2 separate regions of the Homo sapiens genome follow, and region 2 is linked to region 1. A link is an interaction called in ENCODE POLR2A ChIA-PET data of the cell type or tissue named here. Cell type or tissue: endothelial cell of umbilical vein. All regions are shown on one strand. Links, peaks and the distances in the headings refer to the core of each region. The heading gives the core; the rest is flanking DNA. Region 1 overlaps TMCC3 (transmembrane and coiled-coil domain family 3). Region 2 has its middle 40 kb from the start of TMCC3.

Evidence for each region. Peaks named below come from ENCODE experiments on the same cell type or tissue, not always from the same donor. Only the 100,000 strongest peaks of a DNase experiment are listed, where the experiment ranks them.
Region 2: POLR2A ChIA-PET joins it to region 1 with 7 read pairs; 5 of 35 experiments call an interaction of 5 or more read pairs at or near these places.

The regions. Positions count from the first base shown.
Region 1 is chr12:94,611,165-94,615,432 of GRCh38, forward strand. The region is part of intron 1 of TMCC3 (transmembrane and coiled-coil domain family 3); the gene reads right to left. Among named protein-coding and RNA genes, the nearest start is that of TMCC3, 37 kb to the right of the region's middle. RefSeq lists a silencer at 2,752-2,982 and an enhancer at 2,911-3,500. In endothelial cell of umbilical vein, for the core only: no CTCF peak of the experiment used is centred there; no DNase peak of the experiment used is centred there; H3K27ac peaks cover 306 bases.
Region 2 is chr12:94,687,978-94,692,509 of GRCh38, forward strand. No RefSeq gene overlaps it. Among named protein-coding and RNA genes, the nearest start is that of TMCC3, 40 kb to the left of the region's middle. RefSeq lists an enhancer at 1,116-1,355. In endothelial cell of umbilical vein, for the core only: no CTCF peak of the experiment used is centred there; DNase peaks (open chromatin) are centred at 1,434, 2,294 and 2,374; H3K27ac peaks cover 1,561 bases.

The DNA of each region.
Region 1 (4,268 bases), core at 269-4,268:
TTTATGTAATTACTTTTAGAAAAGTAACTCCCTACTGAAAAGAGAAATTTTAAATCCCATTTCCCAAGGAAATAAAACCATGGCTTAAAAGGTAGTTCTAAAACAAATTTTATGGGACTAAGCTGGAATTGCCAAGTCATAAATATAAGTTTTCAAGTAAAAGTCCCATTAAAATATTGAATACTAATGTTACATCTTTCTTAAATAACTTCATAAAATGCTGTCTTTTTAAGGGACCAATGCCACTGAAATATTTCTACTGAGAACTGGGTTGCCCAAGGCTCACAGCTTTGAATCTGTATTTCATGGGCAATGATGTTTTCCATAAAGACTCTTCACTGAGAATACTCATACAAGCAGACCATGGCAGTGTATGATAGGCGTATATATACAGTTGTCCCTTGGAATCCATGGGGGATTGGTTCTAGGACCTCCTGCAGATACCAAAATCTGCGAGTGTTCAAGTCCCTGATATAAAATGGTGTAGTATTTGCATATAATCTACATACATCCTCCTGTATACTTTAAATCATCTCCAGATTACTTATAATACCTAATACAATGTAAATGCTTGTAAATAGTTGTATTTTTTAGGGAATAATGACAAAAAAAAAAACACTCGGTACCTGTTCAGTACAGATGCAATTTTTCTTCCTAAATATTTTTGACCCCTGGTTGGTTGAATCCATGAATGTGAAATCCGTGGATGTGGAGGGCCAACTGTATATCCATTCATGGCAACTGAAGGGTCACAGAGTTCATCTAGAGACTGTTTACATATAGTTCATGTGATTCCTGAGGCTAGACTGTTTTACCTGTGATTCTCAGGTTTGGTGTTTTTGTTTGTTTTTTGAGACAGTGTCTTGCTCTATCAACCAGACTGGAGTGCAGTGGTGCAATCACAGCTCACTGCAGCCTTGATCTCCTGGGCTCAACTGATCCCCCTACTTCAGCCTCCTGAGTATCTGGGACTACAGGTGCACACCATCATGCTCGGCTAATTTTTGTATTTTTTTGTAGAGACGAGGTTTCACCATGTTGACCAGGCTGGTCTCGAACTCCTGGGTTTCAAGCAATCCGCCTGCCTTGGCCTCCTAAAGCTGGGATTACAGGCATGAGCCAGCGTGCCCAAATGGTTCTCAAGTTTATTTTATTTATTTTTTTTGAGATGGAGTCTCGCTCTGTCACCAGGCTGGAGTGCAGTGGTGCGATCTCGGCTCACTGCAATCTCCGCCTCCCGAGTCCAAGTGATTCTCCTGCCTCAGCCTCCCGAGTAGCTGAGACTACAGGTGCCCGCCACTACACTCGGCTAATTTTTTGTATTTTTGGTAGAGACGAGGTTTCACCATGTTGGCCAGGCTGGTCACGATCTCTTGACCTTGTGATCCACCCGCCTCGGCCCCCAAAGTGCTGGGATTACAGGCGTGAGCCACCGCACCTGGCCTCAAGTTTTAAAGTTTGGTTTTGTCCTTCAAAAATTGTTTCTACAGCTACAACTACAAAAAAGGAATAATGTTATCTCCTTAAGGTTAAAGTCAGTTTCTCAGAAGACAAAGCAAGACAGAATTACTTGCACTTTTAAAATTTTTTCAGTGGTTCTAGGATTCATTTTAAAATGAAGCAATGCTAAAAGCAGACTGCAAGGTATATTTGCAGTGTTTGATTTTAACTGATTCTTAAAACATTAAAAACTGTTTGGCATTTGAGCATGTGCATCCCCTAGAGACCCAGAAATTCCATTTGTAGGTTAGAGGAGCAAGTGCCCCTGTTAGGAGCACATTGAAAATATACACAGCAGCATCACTTGCAAAAGAAAAACAATAAAAGCAATAACAAAAGACAACCCACAAATAATCCAAAGCCTATGGGCAATAAAATGGAGAGATATATATACACGCACATTGGAGATATATATATATATACACACAATAAAATGGATACACACACACACACACACACACATTGTGTTTATTTGTACAGTGGAATGAAATAAACCAGAACTACAAGAATTAAAATGGGCCAGGCACAATGGCTCCCACCTGTAATCCCAGCACTTTGGGAGGCCGAGGCTGGTGGATCACATAAGCCCAGAGTTCGAGATCAACATGGGTAACATGATGAAATGCTGTCTCTACCAATAATAATAATAATAATAATTAGCCAGGCATGGTGGCACACACGTCTGTAGTTGCAGCTATTTGGAAAGCTGAGGCAAGAGGATGAGCCTGGGAGGTTGAAGCTGCAGTGAGCCAAGATCACGCCACTGCACTCCAGCCTGGGTGACAGAGCGAGACCCCGTCTCAAAAAGAATAAAATGATTAAATCTTAAAAGAAGCAAATCAAAGAACACATACTTTATGAATTCTACTTTATAAAGGTCAAACGCAGGCAAACTCTTTTTTAGGTATGAACACACATGTGATAAAAAGAGAAAAATCTTGAGAATAGTTAAACCTTATGGCAGCGATGACCTCTTGGGGGTGGGAAGGCTTGTGATGTAGGGATGCTCAATCAGGGAAGGTCACAGGGTCAAGTTCATCTCCTCACCCTGGGTATAACGTACAGGGGTGTTTCATGTATTTTTTAATGGAATATCTTCTTTGTATGATATTAGTTTACAAACATTTTAAAATAAAAACTATGGAGTAGGCCGGACGCAGTGGCTCATACCTGTAATCCTAGCACTTCAAGAGGCCGAGATGGGCGGATCACAAGGTCAGGAGATCGAGACCATCCTGGCTGACACGGTGAAACCCCATCTCTACTAAAAATACAAAAAAATTAGCCGGGCATGGTGGTGGGTGCCTGTGGTCCCAGCTACTCGGGAGGCTGAGGCAGGAGAATGGCGTGAACCTGGGAGGCGGAGCTTGTAGTGAGCCGAGGTTGCACCACTGCACTCCAGCCTGGGCGACAGAGTGAGACTCCATCTCCAGAAAAAAAAAAAAAAAAAAACTATGGAGTAAATTACACAGTAAAATAAAATGTGTGTGTGTGTTTGCTTAAGCTGTAGAATGAATGTCTTCTGTCAATCCTATTGCTTTATCTCTGGCTCTATACTTAACTCGTTGGGTAATAATGTTAAAATCTAAATTTGAGACCCTACTTAAATTGTGACCTGGTCTCAAAGGTCCTCGGGTCACCACTGCAATGATCTTCTTGGATCATTATCCTCACTGGTTACACACAGGAATGTGAAGCATGCAGTCAGGAGAAAGCCCTGTAATTGCCCCCAGGCCACAAGTAATCCCCCTGGAAGCAAAAACAACCTCCTCTCCATAAACTGACTAGAAAGGAACAGGTGGGAAGGACAGCAGAGGGGTGGCCAGCATTGTCAGGGTTTCTCCAGAATGGCCTGTCAACCAGGACAAGCCCTGTTCCCACATCTTTTTGAACAGCCTGGCACAGAAAGCAGCTCTGACTGTTTTACAAGCAGCACTCTTGCAGTTTGGGGAGCCATTTTCCCTTTTATTCCAATTGAAACTGTGTGCATCAAGCTCTGTCAACTGTTGCACTCACAGTGTTACGAGGCTATTGCATGATATGCTGTCGGAACAACTGGCCTCTCTGACTTTTTTCTTTTTTTAAACAACAGACAGATTTTTTTTTTTTTTTTTGGTTTGAGACAGAGTCTCACTCTGTCACCCAGGCTCGTGTGCAGTGGCGCGATCTCAGCTCACTGCAACCTCCACCTTCTGGGTTCAAGTAATTCTACCTCAGCCTCCCGAGTAGCTGGGATTACAGACGCTGCTACCACTCCCAGCTAATTTTTGTATTTTAAACAACAGAAATGTAACCTCCAAGACCCAAATGATCAAATGACAAGCAGCAAACTTTTCCAACTTTCCCTCCTCTCCCACCCCCAGGTGTTTTGGTTTCTGAAGACTGGGGATCACTATCAACAATGGGCAAACCTTTGCTACAGAACTGATTAGGACAAAACCACCTGAATTAATAAATGTGTGCAAATATTTTAATGTTCAGGGAAGGAAAGAAAGATTGCATTTTGTGTCAATATAGAGAAGTCTTCTATGACAAAGAGCCACAAGTGAACACAGATTTCCTGTGAGATCAAAGGCTCCCCCAGGCAGAAATCACATGAACCTGAGCCTTCACCACCCTATGGGGAATGAATCCCACACTATGGGGTGTCCAAGCATGGTCCGAGGAGGCCCAGTTCAGACGCACTCTCCATTTCCCCCATGGCTGCTTCCTCTCCCACAGCTCGAGGCAGCCACCACACCCTTCTTCCCCAACGTGGGCTGGGCAGC
Region 2 (4,532 bases), core at 259-4,258, 77 kb after region 1:
CATGATTTGTTTTTAAAACTTTTTTTAGAGTCAGAGTCTTGGTATGTTGCCCAGGCTGGTTTCAAACTCCTGGGCTCAAACGATCCTCCTCCTCTAGCCTCCCAGTTGCTGGGATTACAGGCATTTTAAATTCACGACCAGAAACTAGGACTGCCAATTGGCAATCCTACCACATTCCCTGGTCGATTTACTCTGCCGCGCTGCTAGATGGTTAATTCATACTCCTCTTTCCTCAAACTTCCGACACCTCTCCTCCTCCTCCATCTTCACTCTTGGCTCATGATCTTGTTTTCTACTTCTCTGAAAAGTAATTGAAGCAATCAGGAGAGAATTTCCACACATTCCCTCTACCACATCTATTCCCACCTGCTCCTGTGCCCATATATACTCTGCCTCCCTCCTGCTGCCATGGATGAACTGTCTGTGACCCTGAGGCCAACCCCTTTCCTCATCTTTCGCAGTCCGAGCCCCCTTCCCTACTTAGGAGCCCTGCACCAGCAATTCTGCCCTCTTTCCTGCATTGTCATATTTCTCTCTCCATGCATCACTTCCAATAGCATACAAACACGCTGGTATTCCCCTACCCTTAAATATCCCTCTCTTGACCCCGTTAACCTCTGTCAAAACTAAGTCAAATCTGGTCATTCCTGTTTGAAACCCCCTAATGGCTCTCGTCTCACTTAGAGAAAAGTCAAAATCCTACAAGACCCTATATAGTCAGAGCCCATCTACTTACTACTCCACCACCTGTGTTCCCTGTTCCTAGAACACACACCGGGCCTCCTCCTTGCTCAAGGCCTTCGTATCTGCTGTTTCCTGAAAGGCTCTCTGAGTATCTGAATGTTCATTCCCTCACTTCACATCTTCACTCAAATGCCATCTTTTCAGAGAGGCTTTCTTTGGCCTCCCTACACAAAATAACCACCACACTCCCTCATATTACCCATCTCTCTTCCCTGCTTTATTTTTCTTCTTAGCACTTCACGCTTTCTAACCTACCATACCAACCTTACTTGTTAGGTTTATTGACTGTTCCCCCCATTTGAATATAAGCCCCATGACAGCAAAAAAAAATTTTTGTCTGTTGTGTTTGCTGCCAAACATATTCTCTAGCTAGCACTGCAGTGCCTGGTACATAGGAGGTGCTCAATAAAAGACACAGACATAATGTAGGTCATCTTAAAGTTTGCACAGTCATGCTCATTTATGATTCTTCTGCAGCCTCTGCTTAGAGTTCTCTGAATCAAACCCATGGACCTCGTCTTACCATGGTCTACTGTGTACATGTCTTTTTGTCTTTCAAATAAAATCTGACTGTAGAACGAGAAAAGCGAAGGACCTGGAGTGCCTTCAGCAATGCACTGAGTCTCTTTCCTCGCTTTCATTTTGGTTTCTACTAAGTTTGGTATGGAGAGAGGAAGCATTTGTGTCTATCTTGGAGAGAGAGCAGAGAAGATCTTGCAGGGGGTTTCAGCATGAGTATTTGGCAACAGAAAGGATGATTCAGAGCTTGAACGTGAAACTCATACAGAGGCTTAGGGGAAAAAAAATAGGAGCTAGAAAGAGAAGGGAGAATCAGTCCTATCGCCTGAGAATATGGTTCTCTGGATCAGAAAGACACTGTGGCCCAAAGCAGATTCCAAAGATGAAAGGAGAAGCGGCATTCCACACCAGGAATAAATGTTTTAGCCTTGGTTAAAAGTAAACATAAAAGCAAATCACCACAGGATTAAGATTTCAAAACAATAAGGAGGCAGTGAGCTCTAGAGTCAGAAAGACCTCGCTCTAAGTCCAGCTTCCACCACCTCGGAGCGCTGGGACGCAGTTCTCAGGGTTGCAGAGGATTTCAATGCAAGCCTGGAGCACTGTCTGGCAAACGGTGGGGCCTCAAGGGATGTTAGTTCCTTCCCCCGCTACAGCCTCCACTGCATCCCCACAGCCCCGCACCACGTAAGACACATAGCAGATGCTCAAGAAATACTAGTTTGATGAACGGATGGGTAACACAAGAGGAATCAGTTCCCAAATCAAGCTGCTTCTGCCCTCACACCAGACTTCATAGAATTCACTTGCTTTTTTATCACTTTCCTGCATCCCCTTGCCCTCTGCCTCACCCACTCCCAAAACCATCTTCACGTTTGTTGTTTGTGTTCCCACTCCACAATGGAGCCGGCGTCAGCTACGTCAATCCTCGAGCTGCCAAACGTTCATTTCCATTTAAAAACATCGTGTTTTAGCAGAGAAACGTGGACTAGGGAGGCACGGTGCAGACACCAGCCTCCATCTATTACTCCAGGCTGACAGATTTTTTTTAGCAGAGTCTTGTTTTTCTCCTCTGAAGGAAAGCTTGTTTCCATAGAAGGATTTCCCCTCTTTGTGTTCTTGCTTCATTCACAGTTTTAGTGTTTACTTTTGCTTTTTATCTTTGCATAATCCTTGCTGTTTTAAGAATCTGAGGAGACTCTGGACTATAGTCCCTCACCCTCCCCTGTAAATATCTCTGGTTCATGCCAATAGTGGCTGACACATTTCCCCAGTTTTCCTTCACATCTTTGTCGTGTGAAAAAATGCTGGTAAATCATGTGGACAAGCCTCAGATGACTTGGTATTTGTTCATGGGACATTTTTCAAATCCTTCTGCCAAGATTTTGTGCAATAATCAGTTTGTTTTAATGCAGTTCATGGAGAGAGGGTTCCAGTTCTGCACTGGCTGTGCAACCACCAACCTTTCTGTAAGTCCACCAAGGGTCTGGAGGCGGAGGGCCTCAATGCTTGGAAGGCCAGGAGGCCCACTGCTCAGGGAACAGGTGTGCTCATGGAAGTAAGTGGCTGGCCTCCAGGACTAGCTCATAAGCAATGGGGAAACTAGGGTTGGGAACTGTTTGGTGGAGCAGCAAAAAAAGTGATGCCATCGGGGCAACCCCAGCGTGAGTGAGGGCAGGGGACTCTTCTTGTCTTGTTCACAATGTCCCCAGCACCTACCTGTGTGCACAGCTCAGGACTGGTATTCTGTAAATATTTGTGGAATGAATAAATGAACAAATGAGGTAGAAAGACAGGGTACCACGAGAATCCTCTTGAATAAAATGGAGAGTTTTGAAAGGGATTAAATTGCTATTGTCATGTTTAATTTTACTGGAAAATATTTGTAATTCTACTGAAACACCAGGTTGGTGTGGTCTAGAGAAAAAAAATACTAGACACCATTTTTTTTCCATATAAGACAAACCAAAGCAAGGAACTTCATTTTTTAAAATTTATTATTTTTTTTTATTTTAAATGTTTTTTTTCTGGGTACATAGTAGGTGTATATATTTATGGGGTACATGAGATGCTTTGATACAGGCATGCAATGTGAAATAAACACATCATGGAGAATGGAGCATCCATCCCCTCAAGCATTTATCCTTTAAGTTACAAACAATCCAATCACATTCTTTAAGTTATTTTAAAAATATACAATTAAATTATTATCGACTATAGTCACCCTATTGTGCTATCAAATAGTAGGTCTCATTCCTTCTATTTTTTTTTGTATCCATTAACAATCCCAACCTCCCCGCCAACCCTCACTACCCTTCCCAGCCTCTGGTAACCATCCTGTTACTCTCTATGTCTATGAGTTCAATTGATTTGATTTTTCGATCCCACAAAATAGGGGACTTTAGGCAAAAAAATAATTGATGCCTAGTATGTGCCAAATATGGTGTAAATAGGAGGTGAGAAACCAAGATAACTTGTGTATATAATGCTATACACCTGGAGTTATTATGCAAACATACAGAGTTACAATAATTGAGCACTTGCTGCATGCCAGACACTATGTAATTCTTCTACTACCACTAAGATGTTGTACCATTATTATTTCCATGTTACAGATTTAGAAACTGAAGCTCTGAGACATTAAAAAAAAAAACAAAAAACCCAGCTCAATACAAGGTAACCTTGAAAATAATATGACACTCGAATTTTCCAGTGAAAAAATTACCCTCTTCCAGAGATTTTTGGCTAACCTGAATTAAAAAGCTTTTAGAAATGACAGCACAAAATCTCATACACATTGTTCAAAATAAGAAACCTACCAAGGTCACTGACTTAATTTTTCCTTTGGTCAAAAGAAGAAGAGACAGAAATAAGTTTCTGAATTTATTTCTCAGAGAACAGCTGTGCCCACTGATCAAACTTAATGTAATCTTTGGGAGTTACAGTTACCAATTTGAATAATGTTACCCCATGACAATTAATTAGCATGTAATGTTATTTCCATTGGAGACATTATTAAATTTTAGAAAGTCTAGATGTCTCCAAGTGGGCTTCTTAGAGATAACTCTGAAAGGATATTTAATGGTAACGAAACACAGGGTAGGATTTTACTGTGGGAATGTTTTCAGGCTTCCATTTTATCCAGCAGCTTTCCTCTGAATGGCTTTACTGTTTATCACTCAGTGTCATGCGCTCGCTCTCTCTCTCTCTGTGTGTGTGTATATATAATATATATTATATATATTATATATATTTATATATATATATAT